Linked DNA regions of Homo sapiens: region 2 is linked to region 1. Evidence: chromatin loops called from intact Hi-C (ENCODE). Cell type or tissue: psoas muscle. All regions are shown on one strand. Links, peaks and the distances in the headings refer to the core of each region. The heading gives the core; the rest is flanking DNA.

Region 1 (11,293 bases), core at 3,387-5,886:
CAGACTCCTGACTGCCTGCCTAGGCCTCCCAAAGTGCTGGGATTACAGGCATGAGCCACCGCGCCCAACCTAATAACTAGATCTCTTTAATTATTGGAACATGTATATTTTGATCAGATTGACACTTTTTTTTTTAAGTGAAGTGATCTTATTTCCCTCATTTCTCATTTTTAACTTTTTTTTTTTTTTGATATGGCTTTAAAGCTCTGTGGAGCTGTAAGGGTCTGGGTTCCTTGACACTCCATGGGGGTCTCAGGTGATCGTGGGAGGGCTGTTGGAATCAGAGCTATTTGGAGGGTGCATAGGCCAGTAGGATGGGAAGGCTGTGGGAGAAGTGGGCTTTTTGGGGACCGCAGCCAAATGGACAACTGGGCCTAATCTAAAGATTGGCCCCTCCCAGCTCCTACTGATGGTCATGTAACAGGAATGGGGCCCAGCACCACCAGATTTTCTGATTTTTTTTTTTTTTTTTGAGACACAGTCTTGCTCTGTTGCCAGGCTGGAGTGCAGTGGCATGATATTGGCTCACTGCAACCTCCGCCTCCTGGGTTCAAGTGATTCCCCTGCCTCAGCCTCCCAAGTAGCTGAGACTACAGGCATGCGCCACCATGCCTGGCTAGTTTTTTGTACTTTAGTAGAGATGAGGTTTTACCATGTTGGCCAGGATGGTCTTGATCTCCTGACCTCGTGATCCTCCTGCCTCGGCCTCCCAAAGTGCTGGGATGACAGGCGTGAGCCACTGCGCCCAGAAGATTTTCTGATTTTTAAAGTTATGCCAGAGACCGGGCGTGGTGGCTCACGCCTGTCATTCCAACACTTTGGGAGACTGAGGTTGGCAGATCACCTGAGGTTTAGGACTTCGAGACTAGACTGGCCAATATGGTAAAACCTTGTCTTTACTAAAAATTCAAAAAAAATTAGCCAAGCGGGGTGACCGCAGTCCCAGCTATTTAGGAGGTTGAGGCAGGAGAATCACTTGAACCCGGGAAGCAGAGATTGCAGTGAGCCGAGATCGCTTGAACCCGAGAAGCAGAGATTGCAGTGAGCTGAGATCATGCCACTGCATTCCAGTCTGGGTGACAAAGCAAGACTCTGTCAAGAAAAAAAAAAATAAAAATAAAAAGCCGGAAATCAAATTTTAAATGTTGGGATCTAATCTAATTTTTTTAAAAACAAAAAGTATGCCTAAAACAACAGCAATAACAACAAGCCATCTATGGGCCAAACTGTGGGTGGGGAAACCTATTTTGTACTTCTTATTTTATCCGATTGAATTGTGGTGGAGATAGGAAATTGAGACCCCAAAAAGGGTAGTAAGTTTTCCCAAAGTTATTTAGTCAGTTGCCAGATTATGGCTTGAATTAAATTTAAATTCTTCAGCTGGGCATGGTGGTGCACACCTGTAGTATAGCTGCTTGGGAGGCAGAGGTGGGAGGACTGCTTGAGCCCAAAAGTTCAAGGCACAGGAAGCTGTGATCTTACCACCACACTTCAGCCTGGGCAACAGAGCAAGACCTCATTTCAAAAAAAGAAAAAAAAAAGAAAAATTTAAATTCTTCATTACAGAACAGCTGATGGTGGAGGTTTATTCTTGGGCAGGTACATCTGATCTATTTATGTATGTATCTATGAATTTGTCTATTTGGCATGGCTCTTTAGCAAAATACAGGCTTTTTTTTTTTAAGTAAAAGTAATTGAAACAAAATTTGTTTCCAAGGCTGGACAGCTCAGTGGCAAAATGCAGACTTGAACAACATTGCCCGAGTTTGAATTCAGCTCCAGAGCTTACCAGCTGTGTGATACTGGACACAGTATTTAACCCTTCTGTGCCTGAGTTTCACATCTGAAAAAGGAGATGATAAAAATAATTACAGAATGAAAGGAGATAATACACATGAGGTACTTAGAATAAAGCCTGGCATACAGAACTGCAGTTTGGTTGTTATCCGTGGTGGTGGCGGTGGCGGTGGCGGTGGCGGTGGCGGTGATGGTGGTGGTGATGGTGGCGATGGTGATGATGATGGTGGTGATGGTGGTGATGGTGTTGGCAGTGATATTGGTGGTGGTGATGGTCATAGTGGGGAAGGTGATGATGATGAATGAAGATGATTAGAAAGTCCTCAGTTCACAAGGTCAGAGTGATCTAGATGACACAGGGCTCTTCGGTTATAAGAGAATATCCTTCAGGGTTCCTTTAAATGGCTCTCTCCATCTTTCGTACTACAGTGGGACTTGCCACAGGTTCTGGGGACTGTTAATGTGAGATGAGATGCTACATACCTTTTTGTTGTTGGTGGGTTTTTTTGTGTGTATGCACTGTTGTGTGTGTGTGTGTGTGTGTGTGTGTGTGAGAGACAGGGTCTCGCTCTGTTGCCCAGGGTGTAGTACAGTGGCATGATCTCAGCTCGTTGCAACTTCCGCCTTCCAGGCTCAGGCACTCCTCCCACTTCAGCCGCCTGAGTGGCTGGGAATACAGGCACGCTCCATGCTCAGCCACTTTTTGTGTTTTTCATAGAGGCAGCATCTCACTATCTTGCCTAGGCTGGTCTCGAACTCCCAGCCTAAAGTGGTCTGCCCACTTGGCCTCCCAAAGTGCTGGGATTACAGGCATGAGCCACTGCACCTGACCTGTATGCTCCTGTTAAGAGAGCTTTATTTTTATTTATTTATTTTGAGACAGGGTCTCTGTTGCTCAGGTGGGAGTGCAGAAGACACCACATACCTTTATCCCTTGTTCCTCATTTCTTAGTCTTTCTGGCTACTGATCTTTTTAGTTTGCGTGTTCATCCTGAAAGGTCCTTGGATATATAGGAGCCTTGTCTGTTTCTTCAAACCCCGTGGCAGCTGGTTTCATGCTCCAGGCGAGCTCCTGTCCTCTGGGGTGTGTCCTGCTGACCCCTCGCCTGTGTTTGTGTTCGCAGGACTGGAATGTCACGTGGAATACCAGCAACCCCGACTTCACCAAGTGCTTTCAGAACACGGTCCTCGTGTGGGTGCCTTGTTTTTACCTCTGGGCCTGTTTCCCCTTCTACTTCCTCTATCTCTCCCGACATGACCGAGGCTACATTCAGATGACACCTCTCAACAAAACCAAAACTGTAAGTCACTGGGGGGTTTCGTTGTGGGGGGTGGGAAGGTGCACCTGGACGGGGAGTGGTGGTTGGTGATAACTGACATTTCTCTTCTACTTAGTTGACCCTAAGTTCCTTCTTCTAGAAGGCAGAAGAATAATGTGGGAGGTGAAAACTGGAGCTCTGGAGACAAACATGGGTACAAATCTTTGCTCTGCCGCTTAGTATTTGGCCTCGAGCAAATTTTTTAACCTCCCCAAGCCTCAGTTTCCCTGTTTATGCAATAGGAATGATAGGCTTGTTCTCAAGGCATTCCTGGGAGATTATCAGCTCTTCCCCTCTTACTGAGCCGATCTCCTTTTTATTTAATTAAATATATTTATATAGATTTTTTCTGGCCAATTTTTAATTTATTTTTTGTAGAGAGGGGGGACTTGCTGTGTTGCCCGGGCTGGTCTTGAACACCTGGCCTCAAGCAGTCCTCCTGCCTTGGTCTCCCAAAGTACTGGGATGCTCAGTGTGAACCACCACGCCTGGCCCCTAATTTTTTTTTTAAGTTGGCTTTTATTTTGAAATAATTTAAAGCTACAGGAAAATTGCAATAATGGGCCAGGCGTGGTGGCTCACGCCTGTAATCCCAGCACTTTGGGAGGCCAAGGCGGGCAGGTCAGGAGTTTGAGACCAGCCTGACCAACATGGTGAACCTGTCTCTACTAAAAATACAAAAATGAGCTGGGTGTGGTGGCATGTGCCTGTAATCTTAGCAACTTGGGAGGCTGAGGTGGGAGGATCCCTTGAACCCAGGAGGCAGAGGTTGCAGTGAACTGAGATAGTGCCACTGCACTCTAGCCTGTGCAACAGAGCGAGACTCCTTCTCAAAAAAAAAAAAAAAAAAAAAAAGTTGCGATGATACCAGGAACTGCTGCCTGATTTTCTCTATCCATCACTCATAGTCACTGTTTCCTGTTTTTTTTTTTTTTGTTGTTGTTTTTTGTTTTTTTTTGACACAAGGTGTTGCTCTTTTGCCCAGGCTGGAGTGCAATGGTATGATCACAGCATACTGCAACCTTGAACTCCTGGCTCAAGCCATCCTCCTGCCTCAGCTTTTTGAGTAGCTGGTAGCTGGGACTGCAGGCATACACCACCATGCCTGGCTAATTTAAAACAATTTTTTGTAGAGACAGGGTCTCGCCTTGTTGCCCAGGCTGTTGTCAAACTCCTGGCTTCCAGTGATCCTCCTGCCTCGGCCTCCCAAAGTGCTGGTATTACAGGCATGAATCTGGCCTGTATTCACTGATTTTTTAATCTTTTGCTACATTTGTTTTATCATGAGCTTTTGTTCTCTCTCTCTGTATGCATGCTATAATTTATTTTTTCTGAATCATTTGAGAATGGATGCACCTTGAAACATATCCCACCCGTAGAGGGCTCTCAGTAAATACTGGTTGAATGAATGGTTGTCGTGGAGGGCTTTCTTGTGCAGTGCGCCGGAGTTGCAGCTAGAGATGAGCTGTGAGCTGAGCTCTTGAGTGTTCAGGCACCGGGGAGCATGGTGACCAGACAAACAGTCCTGTTGGAGGTAGTGGGGCGTAGCAGGCTGATTACAGACCATCACGTGCCGGCCTGGATGCCAGCTCACCATACCGAGGACTTGTCCTTATTCCAGTGGATATGTGCCATGTCCTAGGACTGTGGCTGATCATTTGAAGGCTGGCTGGTTCTCCTATCCCTGGGGCTGAGCTGTTCGTGCAGGCCCTGGGGGAGGTTCCAGGGCGGTCTGTTGTAGGATATGTATGTGCTTCTCTTCCAGGCCTTGGGATTTTTGCTGTGGATCGTCTGCTGGGCAGACCTCTTCTACTCTTTCTGGGAAAGAAGTCGGGGCATATTCCTGGCCCCAGTGTTTCTGGTCAGCCCAACTCTCTTGGGCATCACCATGGTAAGTAGGAGCTGGCTGTGACCCCTGGGCCATCTGCTGGGCTCAGTGGAGACCAAAAGTAATAACTCGTAAGACTAGAATCATAGTTTTTTAAGGCAATGATCAGCTGGAGCTGGGATATAAATTAAATGTAGCCTTTTTTTTTTTTTTTTTTTTTTTAAAGACATGAGATCTCGCTTTCATCCAGGCTGGAGTGCTATGGTACCATCATAGTTCACTGCAGCCTCAAACTTCTGGCCTCAAGCAATCCTCCTACCTCAGACTTCTGAGTAGTTGGGACTACAGGTGTGTGTCACCACGCCCAGCTTATTTTTGGCTAATTTTAAATTTTTCTGTAGAAATGGGATCTCACTGTGTTGTCTAGGCTGGTCTTAGACTCCTGGCCTCAAGTGATCCTTCCAGAGCACTGGCATTATAAGCATGAGCCACTGTTCCCAGCCCCAGCTGCAGTCTTTGGATGGGGCATGTGTTGTCCAGTTTGCCACAGTCCCCACCATGCCCTATTGTCTTCCCTGCCACTGATTGAGTGGCAGATGCCCCCTTTTGTTGCGTTTGCCACACTTTGCTCTTGCATTGGCTACTTTGGTCACTTATATACTAACTGCCTGGGGTCTAATGGCCTTGAGTTTTCACTATCTGGCATAGGGGGTGGGTTGCTAAGCTAAATAGGAAACTGCTCTGTCCCGGGGGATACACAACTTAGTGAGTGACAGAGACAAGGAAACAACTTTATTAATTACAGCTGGTGTGTATTGAGCACTTACTATGTATGTACCTGGCAGTATTCTTGGTGTTTCACGTGTCTTGAAATTCATTGAATTTTCACAACAACCCTGTGAGATGGGTCCTGCTTTGTTCCCATCTTACAGGTGAGGAAACCAGGCAAGAGAGGTTAAGTGTCCTGCTCAAGATCACACCACTAATGTGCAGCCGAGTCAGGGGTGGGACCCCAGATGCCATGCTTTTAGCCCCTGCAACCTGCAGCTTCTGAGCCCTGAACAGAGAGTTCTCGGAGAGTGTAGCCCTTGAGTATTGTAAAAAGAGGAGGGAGGCTGGGCATCGTGGCTCATGCCTGTAATCCCAGCACTTTGGGAGGCTGAGGCGGGAGAATCACTTGAGGTCGGGAATTTGAGACCAGTATAGCCAACATGGCAAAACCCCGTCTCTACTAAAAATAAAAAAATTAGCCGGCGTGGTGGCACACGCCTGTAGTCCTAGCTACTCAAGAGGCTGAGGCAGGAGAATTGCTTGAACCCGGGAAGTGGAGGCTGCAGTAAGCCGAGATCGCACCACTGTGCTCCAGTCTGGGGGACAGAGCGAGACCTCATCTCAAAAAAGAAAAAGAAAAAAAAAAGGAGAGAACAAGTTTAAGGCAGGACATTCTGAGCAGGGTGAACAGTGTGTCCAGGGAGGGGTGGAAGGTTAAGGGGAGGATGCAGGCAGGGAGGACAAGGTGTTCGGTGAAGGAACACGGTGTGAAGGTTGGGGGGATAGAGTGGATGTGACAGAGGGGTCAGGAAAGACAACGTGGAGCCAGGTTGCCAAGGACCATGAATCTTTATTTTTCTAAATTAATTTTTCATTTTTTAAATTTTAGAGTCAGAGTCATACTCTGTTGCCCAGGCTGGACTTCACTGGCGTGAGATCACAGCTCACTGCAGGCTTGAACTCCTGGGCTCAAATGATCCTTCTGCCTCAGCCTCCCAAGTAGCTGGGAGTGTAGGCATGCACCAACATGCCCATCTACATTTATTTTTTATTTATTTATTTTTTTATTTTTCCCCCCGAGATGGAGTTTCGCTTTGTTGCCCAGGCTGAAATGTAATGGTGTGATCTTGAGTTGCCGCAACCTCTGCCTCCTGGATTCAAGCGATTCTCCTGCCTCAGCCTCCCGAGAGGCTGGGATTACAGGCATGCGCCACCACGCCCGGCTGATTTTGTATTTTTAGTAGAGATGGGATTTCACCATGTTGGCCAGGCTGGTCTCGAACTCCGGACCTCAGGTGATCCACCCACCTAGGCCCCCCAAAGTGCTGGGATTACAGGCATGAGCCACCACCCCCGGCCAGTTTGTTATTTTTGTAGAGACAGGGTCTCCCTATGTTGCCCAGGCTGGCCTCAAACTCCTTGTCTCAAGTGATCCTCCTGTCTGGGCCTCCTAAAGTGCTAGGATTATAGGTGTGAGCCACCATGCCCTGCCCAGACCATGATTCTATATAGCACACATATGTGCTGTCCACTCTCTGCCAAGAACTGTCCTAATCCCTTTATTAACCCTTTTACGTTGTAAATAAGGTAAGCAAAGTGTGGTACAGAGAGGAGAAGGACTGGCCCAAGGTCACCTGGTCAGTAAGTGGTAGAGCCAGCTTCCAGTCTAGGCCCCAGCGTGTAGCCTGGCACCTGCTTTACGCCTGGCTCTCCTGCTGGGTTTGATTCCCCTTTGTGTCCTCAGAGCCTGGCCCTGTGCCTGGCATGCAGTAAGCGTTCCATAAATGCATGGAGGGAATGAGAGAGTAAAGGGCTTTGCTTTGTCCTGAATTCGGGTCTTGGGCTCTGTGTTCTGGCAGTGGGGTATTAGAGTGGATTTTTTTTTTTTTTTTTCAATTTCACTATAATAGAGACAGGGTCTTTCCATGTTGCCCAGGCTAGTCTTAAACTCCCGAGCCCAAGTGATCCCTCTGCCTTGGCCTCCTAAAGTGGTGGGATTACAGGCATGAGCCACCATACGTGGTCAGCTGTTTTTGACTTGAGTAGGTCATCCTCCCTTAACATTCCTTGTTCCTGGTCTTTTTTTTTTTTCCTTTGAGGCAGAGTTTCGCTCTTTTTTCCCAGGCGCAATGGCATGATCTTGGCTCACTGCAACCTCTGCCTCCCGGGTTCAAGTGATTCTCCTGCCTCAGCTTCCCCAATAACTGGGATTACAGGCACGCGCCACCACACCTGGCTAATTTTTGTATTTTTAGTAGAGATGGGGTTTCACCATGTTGGCCAGGCTGGTCTCAAACTCCTGGCCTCAGGTGATCCACGTGCCTTGGCCTCCCAAAGTGCTGGTATTACAGGCGTGAGCAACTGTGCCTGGCCGTTCCTGGTCTTTTGATCGTTCATTTATGCCTCTGTCACCCTGGGGGAAACAGGGGTGATAGTCTGAGGGTTGGGGCTTTTGACTCCTCAGGGGACTCTGAGCTGGGCTGGCCAAGAGGTGAACTGGCCTGTGAGATCCTCAGCCTCTCTTTATCTACCTGAGATCTCTGGGATGGAATGGAGGACCACCAGCTCAGCTGTGAATGTGTCAGAAACATTCTGACTATATCCCAGGGAACCAGGATATGCAGGCACTGGTAATATGGGACAGGATGCAGCCAGCACATGTTTTTTTTTTTTTTCTTTGAGATAGCGTCTCACTCTGTCGCCCAGGCTGGAATGCAGTGGCATGATCTCAGCTCAGTGTAGCCTCCGCCTCCCAGGTTCAAGTGATTCTCCTGCCTCAGCTTCCCAGCTAGCTGTGACTAAAGGCGTATGCCACCACGCCTGGCTAATTTTTGTATTTTTAGTAGAGATAGGGTTTCACCATGTTGGCCAGGCTGGTCTCAAACTCCTGACCTGCCCGCCTTGGCCTCCCAAAGTGCTGGGATTACAGGCATGAGCCACTGCACCTGGCTGATTTTTTTTTTTTTATCCCTACTCTGTATCAAGCGTTGGAGACACAACCATATAGTCTAGCTGTGCAAACAGACATTAAACAAATGATTCCTCAAAAGGCACAAAGTGTTTGAACGTCTGCAGAGTGCTGTGTGAGGGTGAAGGCAGGGGAGCTTGGTTTGGTCTGGGGCATAGCCAGGCTTCTCTGAGGGAGGGATGGTGGAGGTGAAGCCTGAGAATGAGCAAGTTGTTAAAAAGCTTAAGGGGCTGAGGGCAGAGGACCAGCTGCGGAGAAAAGCACATGTAAAGTCCTGAGGGTCACAGGGAAAACTTGAGAGTTGTGTGTGGCTGGAGCAGAGATGGCCGAGGCAGAGAGCAGGGGCGATGGGGCAGAGGCTGACCCCGGGAACGTTGAGCATCAGGGCAAGTGGGTTTTGTTTTCTGTACTGGGTTCTCTGCCTGTTCTTTTAAATAAAGTTTTATTGGCATGAAGGCATGTCCATTCATTAACATCTTGTCTATGGCCACTTTCACACTGCAGTGGCAAAGCTGAGTAGTTTTGATGTAGTCTATGGCCCATGAAGTCCAAAATATTTATTACGTGGTCCATTAAGAAATAGTGTGGCTGGGAGCAGTGGCTCACACCTGTAATCCCAGCACCTTGGGAGGCCAAGGCAAGTGGATCACCTGAGGTCAGGAGTTTGAGACCAGCCTGGCCAACGTGGTGAAACCCCGTCTTTACTAAAAATACAAAAATTAGCTAGGCATGGTGGCGGGCACCTGTAGTCCCAGCTACTTGGGAAGCTGAGGCAGGAGAATCACTTGAACCTGGGAGGCGGAGGTTGCAAGTGAGCTGAGATTGCACCACTGCGCTCCAGCCTGGGTGACAAGAGTGAAACTCTGTCTCAAAAAAAAACCCAACAACTCCTGTCTTGTGCTTCTCTCCTCAGCTGCTTGCTACCTTTTTAATTCAGCTGGAGAGGAGGAAGGGAGTTCAGTCTTCAGGGATCATGCTCACTTTCTGGCTGGTAGCCCTAGTGTGTGCCCTAGCCATCCTGAGATCCAAAATTATGACAGCCTTAAAAGAGGTAAGTGGCAGTCTCCTTCCTCATCTTCCTTCAGTGGACCCGGAGGGAGAGATGCTGGGTCCCTCTGGCTTGTGTAGAAGTCATGCGTTGCCATGGGAACCAGGGGCTGGGTACCACATGCACCTAGCTTCTCCCTTGGTGACTTTCCTACCCCACCAAATCCTCACTAAATCAGCCCCAGCCTTTTTTCTAGCACCTCCTTTCCCCAGGGCCTGATTTGTCTGTGTTGCTCCAAGGGGCTCCCATGGGACCTCCAAGGGCAGGAGCTGTGGGCCGATGCCAGGCTGGCCCCATCAGCAGGAAACAGCAAGACAGGCGGCTCCAAATTTTGCCAGGCTGGGATGGAGCCGAGCCGGGAACGGTGTTTGCAGAGTGACTGTTCCCCTGGGGGACCCTAGGCTTGTCCTCGCGTTACCTTTGTCCCATCAGTTGCTGCTCTGGCTGGGGAAGTTGTTTACATTGGCTGCTGTGTGCTGCTGCTAGGAATTTTGAGGAGTGTGCACTTTTTTTTTTTTTTTTTTGCTGTTGTTGAGGCGGAGTCTCGCTCTGTCACCAGGCTGGAGTGCAGTGGCACGATCTAGGCTCACTGTAACTTCTACCTCCTATGTTCAAGCGATTCTCCTGCCTCAGCCTCCCCAGTAGCTGGGACCACAGGCACGCGCCACCATGCCCAGCTAATTTTTGTATTTTTAGTAGAGACGGGGTTTCACCACGTTGGCCAGGATGGTGTCGATCACTTGACTTCGTGATCCACCCGCCTCGGCCTCCCAAAGTGTTGGGATTACAGGCGTGAGCCACCACGCCTGACCTGGAGTGTGTGCTTTTGGAATAACCTGCTGTTCCTGCCATCTTGGAGCTAATTAGAGACTGGCATGAGGCAAAGGAAGGAAAAGAAGCTGAACATTTGACTATTGATTGCCTACATATTATTATGAGTGATAGCAGCTGATGCTGATTGAGTTCATGTTTTCAAAGTGCCTCGCAGGGGACTGTGTATGTGTCACGAATAATCTTCCTGACCTCTTGCAGTGACTTGGACAGAATTTCTCAGCCTCAGCACTAATCGACATTTTGGATTGGAGACTCGTTGGTTGTAGGGGCTGTCCTGTGCTTTGTAGACATTTAGGGGTGTCCCTGGCTTCCCCTGACTGGGTGCCATAACACTCCCAAGTTACCACAAAGAAGATATCCCCAGACACTGCCAGATGTTTCCTGGGAGGCAGAATCACCCCTGGTTAAGAACCACCGGTGGTTTATAGGTGGGGAATCTGAGGCACAGAAAGGTTAAATAAGTTGACAAGATCCCACAGCCAGTGTGAGAGAGCCAGGCCTTGATACAGCTCTGTTTCACTCCCAAGCCCTGTCTTCCTCCCATCAGGCAGCGGTGAGCAGTGAGACTACCCGTGATGGAGCCGGCTTTCTGCCATTACATCCCGGGGGGAGCTGGGAGCCCCTGGGGAGCCTGCAGTGTCCCTGTGGCTGAGTGGGTTTCTGCCACCTGCTCTCAGAATGTGATCTTGGTTTTTTTTTTTTTTTTTTTTTTGAGATGGAGTTTTGCT
Region 2 (8,567 bases), core at 1,048-3,547, 50 kb after region 1:
AGTGCATAGCAGGTGCTGAACAAATATTGTCATCCATTGTAAAAAAAAAAAAATACAGAAAGATATAAAATGAAAAGTATATTGTCCTCTCTTCCATCAGTTCCTCCCTTCTAAAGTGACAGTTTCGTGTACGCTTTTAGAGAAAAATGGACAAGCATATAGGTATTTAAAAATACTTTGACAGATATAAATGGAATCATACTGTACATAGTGTTCTCTTTTCTTTGGTTAACAATATATAGTCTTGGTTCGTTCATTCTGGTCTACTTCATTTTAGTTTTTTGGGGGGTTTTGTTTTGAAATGGGGTCTCGCTCTGTCCCCCAGGCTGGAGTACTGTGGTGCGATCATAGCTCACTGCAGCCTTGAACTCCTGGGCCCAAGCAATCCTCCTGCTTTAGTTTCCTAAGTAGCTGGGACTCCAGGTGCACTGCTACCACTCCCAGCTTGTTTCATTTGTGTTCATGATGGATGCTTGTCTGACGTGCAGATGCGCCCTGCTGGAATTACCCTTTCTCCCATTCCTTGCAAAAACAGGTTGTTCCCTGTTTTTTTTGCTGTTATGATCCATGCTACACTGAAAGTTCTGGTACCTGTCCTGGGGTATGGTAATGGGTCTATCCCTGCCTAGCTGGCTTTGAAAAGTTTAAAGACAACAGTGCAACTTACAATTTGCAAAGTTGGCCGCAAATCAGGAGACCATACAGAGATGGACTTTGGAAATTCCCTTTTTAAGCACAGTTAAAAACAGTTAATGGTGAAGGATGACTTCAGATCATGCCCCATGTTTGTTTTTTCTTTCTGTCTTTTTATTAACTGTGTCATTCTTTTTGTAATGTTGTGCTCATTACAACTATTCCTTCTTGGTCAGGTTGGCAAATTATATGTTTTTCTGGCAAGTTTCTGTGAAGCAGAGTTAAACATGTTTATGAATATGAACTTTTCTGTTAAACTACCATCTGCTTCATCTTTGTTGAGTTTCAGGTGGAATGTCTAAGGAAGCTCCAGCTGTTTCAGCATTTGCGAAAGCGTGTTCATGCTCCCACTGAATTTTCTTAGTCTTGCCTTACTTCTCTCAGGGTCTGGAACTGCAGGAGAGATGGTGTTCAAATTCAAGCCTGCATCAGAATCACCTGGAGAGCTTGTTATTATATTTTATTATTTATTCATTTATTGAGATGAAGTCCCAGTCTGTCACCCAGGTTGGATTGCTATGGCACTATCTTGGCTCACTGCAATCTCTGCCTCCCGGGTTCAAGCGATTCTTCCACCTCAGCCTCTGAGTAGCTGGGATTACAGGCATGCAGCAACCATGCTCAGCTAATTTTTAAAATATCTTTAGTGTAGAGATGGTGTTTCACCATGTTGGCCAGGCTGGTCTCGAACTCCTGACCTCAGGAGATCTACCCGCCTTGGCCTCCGAAAGTGCTGGGATTACAGGCATGAGCCACAGTGCTGGCTGTTAGCTTGTTACTATAAAACTCAGCTTTCTGGGCCCCACCCAAATTTTCAGTTTTAGTAGGTCTGGTTGGGGCCTGAGTATTTGCTTTCCTAACATATCCCTAGGTGCTGCTGCTTCTGGTTCAGGTTGACATGTAGAGACACCGGAGTGGATCCTCACTGCCTAAAGTCTGGTCCGTGGACCAGCAGCCATGGCATCACCTGGTGCTTGTTAACGGTGCAGAATTTCAGGCCTCAGCCCAGATCCACTGAAACGGAATCTGAGTTGTAACTAGTTCTCTAGGTGGTGTGTATGCACATTAAATTTCGAGAGAGACTGGCAGAAAGTAGGAGTAAAGAAACTTTTTCTGTAAATACTTTCGGAATTCCGGGCCATACAGTCTCTGTCACAAATACCAGTCTCTTCCAGCGTAGTGCAAAAACAGCCTTAGATAATATGGAAATCGATGGGTGTGGCTGTGTTCCTGTAAAAAAGTATTTAGAGACACCAAAATTTGAATTTTATAGAATTTGCATGTGTCATGTAATATTGTTTTGATTTTTTTAACTTTTAAAAAATATGAAATCTGGCTGGGCGCAGGGGCTCATGCCTGTAATCTCAGCACTTTGGGAGGCCGAGGCGGGCGGGTTGCTTGAGGCTAGCAGATTGAGACCAGCCTAGCCAACGTGGTGAAACCCCGTCTATACTAAAAATACAAAAATTAGCTGGAAGTGGTGGTGCGCACCTGTGGTCATAGCTACTCGGGAGGCTGAGGCAGGAGGATCGCTTCAACCCAGGAGGCAGAAGTTGCAGTGAGCCAAGATCATGCCACACACTCCTGGCTGGGCAACAGAGTGAGACCCTTTCCTGCTGCTGCCCCCCCACCCCCTCCCAGCCCCCCACAAAAAAAAATTAGCCAGGTGTGGTGGAGCATGCTGGTCATCCAAGCTTTTTGGGAGGCTGAGGTACGGGAATCGTTTGAACCCGGGAGGCGGAGATCGCAGCGAGCTGAGGTCACGCCACTGCACTCTAAGCCTGGGCAACAGAACAAGACTCTGTCTCAAAAAAAATAAAAAAAATGAAATCAATGCTGAGCTCATGGGCCGTATGTAAACAGGTGTGGGCCAAATGTGGACCTGAGCCATCCTTGTTGGCCAGCCCCTGGCTTAGAGGACTGGAATGTTCTTCTGAGAATCAGGACACCTGCCACATTCTACTGCCAGCTCACAGTGTGACCCCAAAGCTGGTCATCTCACCTCGCTGGCTCTAGATTTTGTCACATGGAAAATGAAGGGGTTAGATTCCAAGCATGTCAAATACTGGGCCCTGTCCTCCTTCCTCATGCCCACAGCAGACACCCACAGTCACTCATGGGGTTCTTTCCCACTGAGTTATGTTCAAGCAGCCCTCCAGGTGACTGGTGCCAGTGGCCTAGAGTTGAGCAAGAAATGACATCTTGTTGCCCTTCTGTAACTCCATGTTCCCTAAGATCACTTCCAGCTCCAATGCCCCTGCATTCTGCCTTGTACATTGCATTCTTCTTACACTCCAATACCTTGACTTTACCGGGGTGCGTTGATGAACTCTCTCTTTTTTTGTTTTTTTTGGGACTGAGTCTCACTCTGTCACCCAGGCTGAAGTGCAGTGGTGCCATCTCAGCTCACTGCAACCTCCATCTCCCAGTTCAAGCAATTCTCCTGCCTCAGTCCCCCGACTAGCTGGGATTACAAACATGCACTACCATGCCTTGTTAATTTTAATATTTTTAGTAGAGATGGGTTTTTGTCATGTTCGCCAGGCTGGTCTCGAACTCCTGACCTCAAGTGATCTACCTGCCTTGATCTCCCAACGTGCTGGGATTACAAGCGTGAGCCACCGCGCCTGGACTCTCCTTTTTTTTTGAGAAGGAGTCTTGCTCTCTCGCCAGGCTGGAGTGCATTGGCACGATCTCAGCTCACTGCAATCTCTGCCTCTTGGGTTCAAGCGATTCTCCTGCCTCAGCCTCCTGAGTAGCTGGGATTACAGGCGCCTACTACCATGCCCAGCTAAGTTTTGTATTTTTAGTAGAGACGGGGTTTCACCAGGGTTCAAGCAATTCTCCTGCCTCAGCGTCCGAGTAGCTGGGAGTACAGGCGCACGCCACCATGCCAAGCCAATTTTTTGTATTTTTAGTAGAGATGGGGTTTAGCCGTGTTGGCCAGGCTGGTCTCAAACTCCTGGCCTCTAGTGGTCCACCCACCTCGGCCTCCTAAAGTGCTGGGATTACAGGTGTGAGCCGCCATGCCCGGTGGGTCTTACTTTATAAAGTAGGAAGTAATGTATTTGCATATGGTGAAACATAATTAAAGCTGCACCAGATGGTATTCATACAGCCGGACTTCGCACGTGGCCACCTCAGCCTGCTGACATTCGCCAACAGGTCATCCTTTGTCCCTGTGTTGTAGGGCCTGGACTGCACATTGCAGGATGTTTCCCAGCATCTGTGGCCTCTACCTGCCAGATGCTAAGTCGTACCTCTCCCTCTTCTTCCCAGTGGTGACAATAGAAAATGGCTCCAGGCATTGCGAAGTGTCCCCTTGGGGGACAGAATTCTCCCAGTTGAGAACCACAGTCAATAGTGAAAGGCCCAAGCCCTTCCTCCTAACACCAGTCACCTTGCTTCCCTCTCTCCATGTTTCTTGTGTGTTTTTCCAGAGTCCACGTCTGTATCACTGTAATGGTGGATACATGTCATACATGTAGTTATGGTTACTTGATTCTGTTTACTTTACTTTTATACAAGTGATAGTAAGAGTCATACATAAATACATACAAAATGGCTTTTTTTTTCTTTTTTTCTTTTTTTTTTTTTTTTTTTGAGATGGGGTCTCACACTGCCGCCCAAGCTGGAGTGCAGTGACATGATCTTGGCTCACTGCAACCTCTGCCTCCCAGGCTCAAGTAATCCTCCAACCTCAGCCTCCCAGGCAGCTGGGACTACAAGCATGCACCACCATGCCCAGCTAATTTCTGTAATTTTGCAGAGACAGGGTCTCACTTTGTTGCCCAGGATGTTTTCAAACTCCTGAGCTCGAGCAGTCCGCCTGCCTCTGTCTCCCAAAGTGCTGGGATTGTAGGTATGAGCCACTGCACCTGGCCTTGATGGCATTTTGAAAGGTCTTGTCTCAGAGGAAAAGATACAAGCCAGAGGGCGCTGGTGATGAGGTTTGGTCTGTGCCTTGTGTCCCGCTTAGGAGGGGATGGGCAGCGTGTTCTCACAGCTTTTTGCTCTGCACATTGGATTCGTTGGCAAAACCCACAGTTTCCAGGCTGTCACCAAACTTTGCTTATCACTTCCTGCCCTGTTCCCCATTAGGAAACCACAGCAGAAGATGCTTAAGAGCAGGACTGGCTTTTCTTCTCTTTTTTCTTTCTTTCTTTCTTTTTTAAAGAGACAGGGTCTTGTTTTGCTGTCCAGGCTGGAGTACAGTGGCTTGATCACAGCTCACTGCAACCTCCAACTCCTGAGCTAAAGCGATCCTCCTGCTTCAGCCTCTGGAGTAGCTGGGATTACAGATGTGAAATACTGAGCCCGGCTACCGGCTTTACTTAACCTTTTCTTGAGCTTTCTTGCCATTTAGTTTCCCGGAGTTTCCAGAGACAGAGTTTGTTGAGCTGTTTGGCAAGAAACAGATGGGCCTGGGTGTCAGCTGGGGAGACCTTGTCCTGGCCGAGGCATCGAAGCCTCTGACTACATTAGGATAAAATATGTGGCCTTTAGTTCCCCTGGAAGGTGCCTGAGTGTTTTTTCCACTGGTGTGCATTCCTGTGCTTCAAAGACGATGAGGTGTTTACCCAGCGGTAGGTGTGATGGAACACAGAGGCCGGGGAAGGCCAGGGATGCCATCCAGGGACTGATGGGACTGTTTTTCTGGAATGGCAAACCTGGCATTTACCACGTCCACCTAATGCACTTTCCTAAAATAGCATCGCCAGGCAGCCGTCAATATTTAACATTTTCTGTCTTGGATGATTTGTGAGCTTCTTGCCTTCTGTTTACCCTGAATCTCCCTTTGTTAGAATAATTCATCATTCTCTATGGTAATGATCTGTCCTGTAGTTCTCTGCTGATCATATCCTAGGGCCCATGGAGACACTGCCACGACCATGTCATTTTATTTATTTATATATTTATACATTTCTGTATTTTTGAGACGGAGTCTCATTCTGCCGCCCAGGCTGGAGTGCAGTGGCACAATCACAGCTCACTGCAACCTCCACCTCCCAGGTTCAGCTGATTCTCCTGCCTCAGCCTCCCGAAGAGCTGGGATTACAGGTGTGCGCCACCACACCTGGCTAATTTTTTGTCTTTTTAGTAGAGATGGGGTTTCACCATGTTGGCCAGGCTGGTCTCAAACTCCTGACCTCAAGTGATCCGCCCACCTCGGCCTCCCAAAGTGCTGGGATTGCAGGTGTGAGCTACCATGCCCAGTCAGACCTTGTCATTTTGTGCTTGTACCAGCAAAGCATAGGGACCTTGGCAAATAGTTCATGCTCTGTAAATGTATGTAGGTAAATGAATAAATACATGAATGAATGAGAGGTTGAAATAAATCATATTAATTAGGAACTGTCTTGCAAATAACAGAAACCTAGCTTAAATCAACTAGAGTAAGAGAAGAGGGGGATTTTTGAGTCACAAAACTAAAAAGTCTAGAAAAAGACTTTTAAGCATGAATGGGGTTCCAGGCATGGCTGGATCTAGGAGTTCCCAAGATAATGTTGGGAATAACAACGTCTCTGACTCTCAGCTCTGCTTTCTTGATGGTGGTTTCTTTATTAGCTGGTAGTTTCCTGATCATCCTGTCACCTCAGCAACCCCTGTGAACAGAGAGTCTTACTCTTTTCCCCTAATATTTCCTGCAAAGCTATGGGATTGAGTCTCATTGGTTGTGGTCGATCACATGCTTCTTCCTGAGCCAGTCACTGAGGCCAGGGAGATAGGATGCTTGGGTCAGCCAGGGCTAGGTCATGTCTTTCAGGGCTTGGGGCCAAGGTAGGGGGTGAGGGAGGAGGTTCATCTGTGGCTGAAGCTCATAGGTTGACACTGGGAGAAGTTCAGTTCCCCCAGAGAAAATTGCATGTTGCCATAAACAGAGTAATAGATGCCAGGTAGGCAGGAAGAGCAGGTAACTGCACACAGGGCATCAGGATTTTTAGGGAGTGGGCTGGAGTGTAGGGGTTCCATTCATTGGTTTTCCACGTTTCTCAGAAAAGGCACCTAGGGGACAGGTGCTCCTCACTGTGTATGAAGGGCTTTTGCACCCTAGACCCTCGCCTATTACAAGGCGAACTCCAGTCTCCTGCTGCCTGGAGCCCCAGTCATTGTGCCCGTCCTACCAGCCTCTTCGGATTTCCAAACACTGCCTGCAGGGAACCTGTTAAAGCCTGTGCTTCCACTAGACTGTGCGTCTCAGGGTTGCCAAGCCCACCTCAGTCCCCAGCGCATGATGGGTGCTCAGTTACCACCTGAGGGGTGGATGGCTAGATGACCTCCTCCTTCTGGAGAAGCCAGGACCATGGACCTGAAAGGGGCCGCATGATGTTGTCCTGTCCCCTCTCTGTGTGTGCCCTGTGCTGCCAGCAGCCGGCATCGATTGGTACTTGGCTCACCAAGGGGGCTGGTACGTTTTGGTGGTGAGATGCCTGAGGCCTGGTTTGCTTCACTGCTGAAGAGACACCTGTGATGTGCTCTTCTGCCCTCAGGCAAATTCACCTACCCCGTCCCCACCCATTTATCCACTCCCACCCATCCATTATCTATCCAGCAGACATTCACTGAGCACCATGATCTGGGCTCTGTCCTAGGCTCTGACAATACAGCAGTGCATACTACAGGTAATAATCTCCAGTCATGGAACATTCATTTTTCACGGAGAGAAACAGACAAGGAAAAATAGGCACAATAAATAAATCCTAGTGCTAGAGAAAGCCATCCTAAGTGCTATAGAAAGAAAAGAGTCAGATCTTTGGAATAAGGGCGGCTTGCAGTTTTAAGTAGGGTGGTCCAAGCTCACTGAGAAGGTGACACTTGAGGAAAGACTTGATGGAGGTAAAGAGGCCAACCAGGGAGTAGCAAGAGCATGTGCAAAGGCCCTGGGGCATTACTGTGCCCATTCATAGGTGGGATAACCATGGAGGCTGAAACAGTGGGAGTGAGGGGAGAGTGACAGATGACGCCAAATGAGGTACAGGGAAGGGACTTTACAAATCAGCTGGGCCTTGGGATCTGAGTCAGCACTTTGACTTCTACACTGAAAAATAGGTTGACTTTGGAGAGGTACTTTTTTAAAAATTACTTGTTTAGAGATGGGGGCCTCACTCTGTTACCCAGGCTGGTGCGGGGGCACAGTAATAGCTCACTGCAGCCTCGACCTCCTGGGCTCAAATGATTCTCCTGCCTCAGCCTCCCTAGTAGCTAGGACTACAGGTGCATGCCACTATGCTTGACTTATTTATTAATATTATTGTTGTTTTGAGACGGAGTCTTGCTCTGTTGCACACGCTGGGGTGCAGTGGTGCAATCTTGGCTCACTGCAACCTCCACCTCCCGGGTTAAAGTGATTCTCCTACTTCAGCCTCCCTAGTAGCTGGGACTACAGGCACATGCCACCACACCCGGCTAATTTTTGTATTTTTAGTAGAGACAGGGTTTTGCCCTGTCAGACAGGCTGGTCTTGAACTCCTGACTTCAGGAGATCCACCTGCCTTGGCCTCCCAACATGCTGGGATTACAGGCATGAGCCATTGAGCCCAGCCACCTGGCTTATTTTTTAAAAAATTTTGTAGAGACACAGCCTTGCTTTTTTGCCCTGGCTCTGCTCGAACTTCTGGCCTCAAGTGATCCTCCCTCCTCGGCCTTGCAAAGCATTTGGATTACAGGCATGGGCTACCATGCCGATCGAAATGTATTTTTTTAACGGAGGTATAATTCACCATTTAAAAGTGTGCAATTCAGTGGTTTTTTTGTGTGATGTGTGGTGGTGTGAAGGTCACCCAGTGGGTTTTTTGTATAAATGATAATGACAATCACCACTAATTCCAGGACGTTTTCATTACCCCAAAAGGAAGCCCTGTACCTGTTACCAG

Evidence for each region. Peaks named below come from ENCODE experiments on the same cell type or tissue, not always from the same donor. Only the 100,000 strongest peaks of a DNase experiment are listed, where the experiment ranks them.
Region 2: a loop joins it to region 1, with 2.2 times the contacts of the local background. A loop is called at or near these places in 5 of 110 quality-filtered maps.

What each region holds. Positions count from the first base shown.
Region 1 is chr16:16,004,895-16,016,187 of GRCh38, forward strand. ABCC1 (ATP binding cassette subfamily C member 1 (ABCC1 blood group)) reads left to right here. Exons shown (of 31, transcript NM_004996.4): 2 at 2,922-3,098; 3 at 4,882-5,007; 4 at 9,597-9,734. Among named protein-coding and RNA genes, the nearest start is that of ABCC1, 61 kb to the left of the region's middle. In psoas muscle, for the core only: no CTCF peak of the experiment used is centred there; a DNase peak (open chromatin) is centred at 4,677; H3K27ac peaks cover 1,716 bases.
Region 2 is chr16:16,057,496-16,066,062 of GRCh38, forward strand. All of the region lies in intron 12 of ABCC1 (ATP binding cassette subfamily C member 1 (ABCC1 blood group)), which reads left to right. Among named protein-coding and RNA genes, the nearest start is that of ABCC1, 110 kb to the left of the region's middle. In psoas muscle, for the core only: no CTCF peak of the experiment used is centred there; a DNase peak (open chromatin) is centred at 2,576; H3K27ac peaks cover 2,261 bases.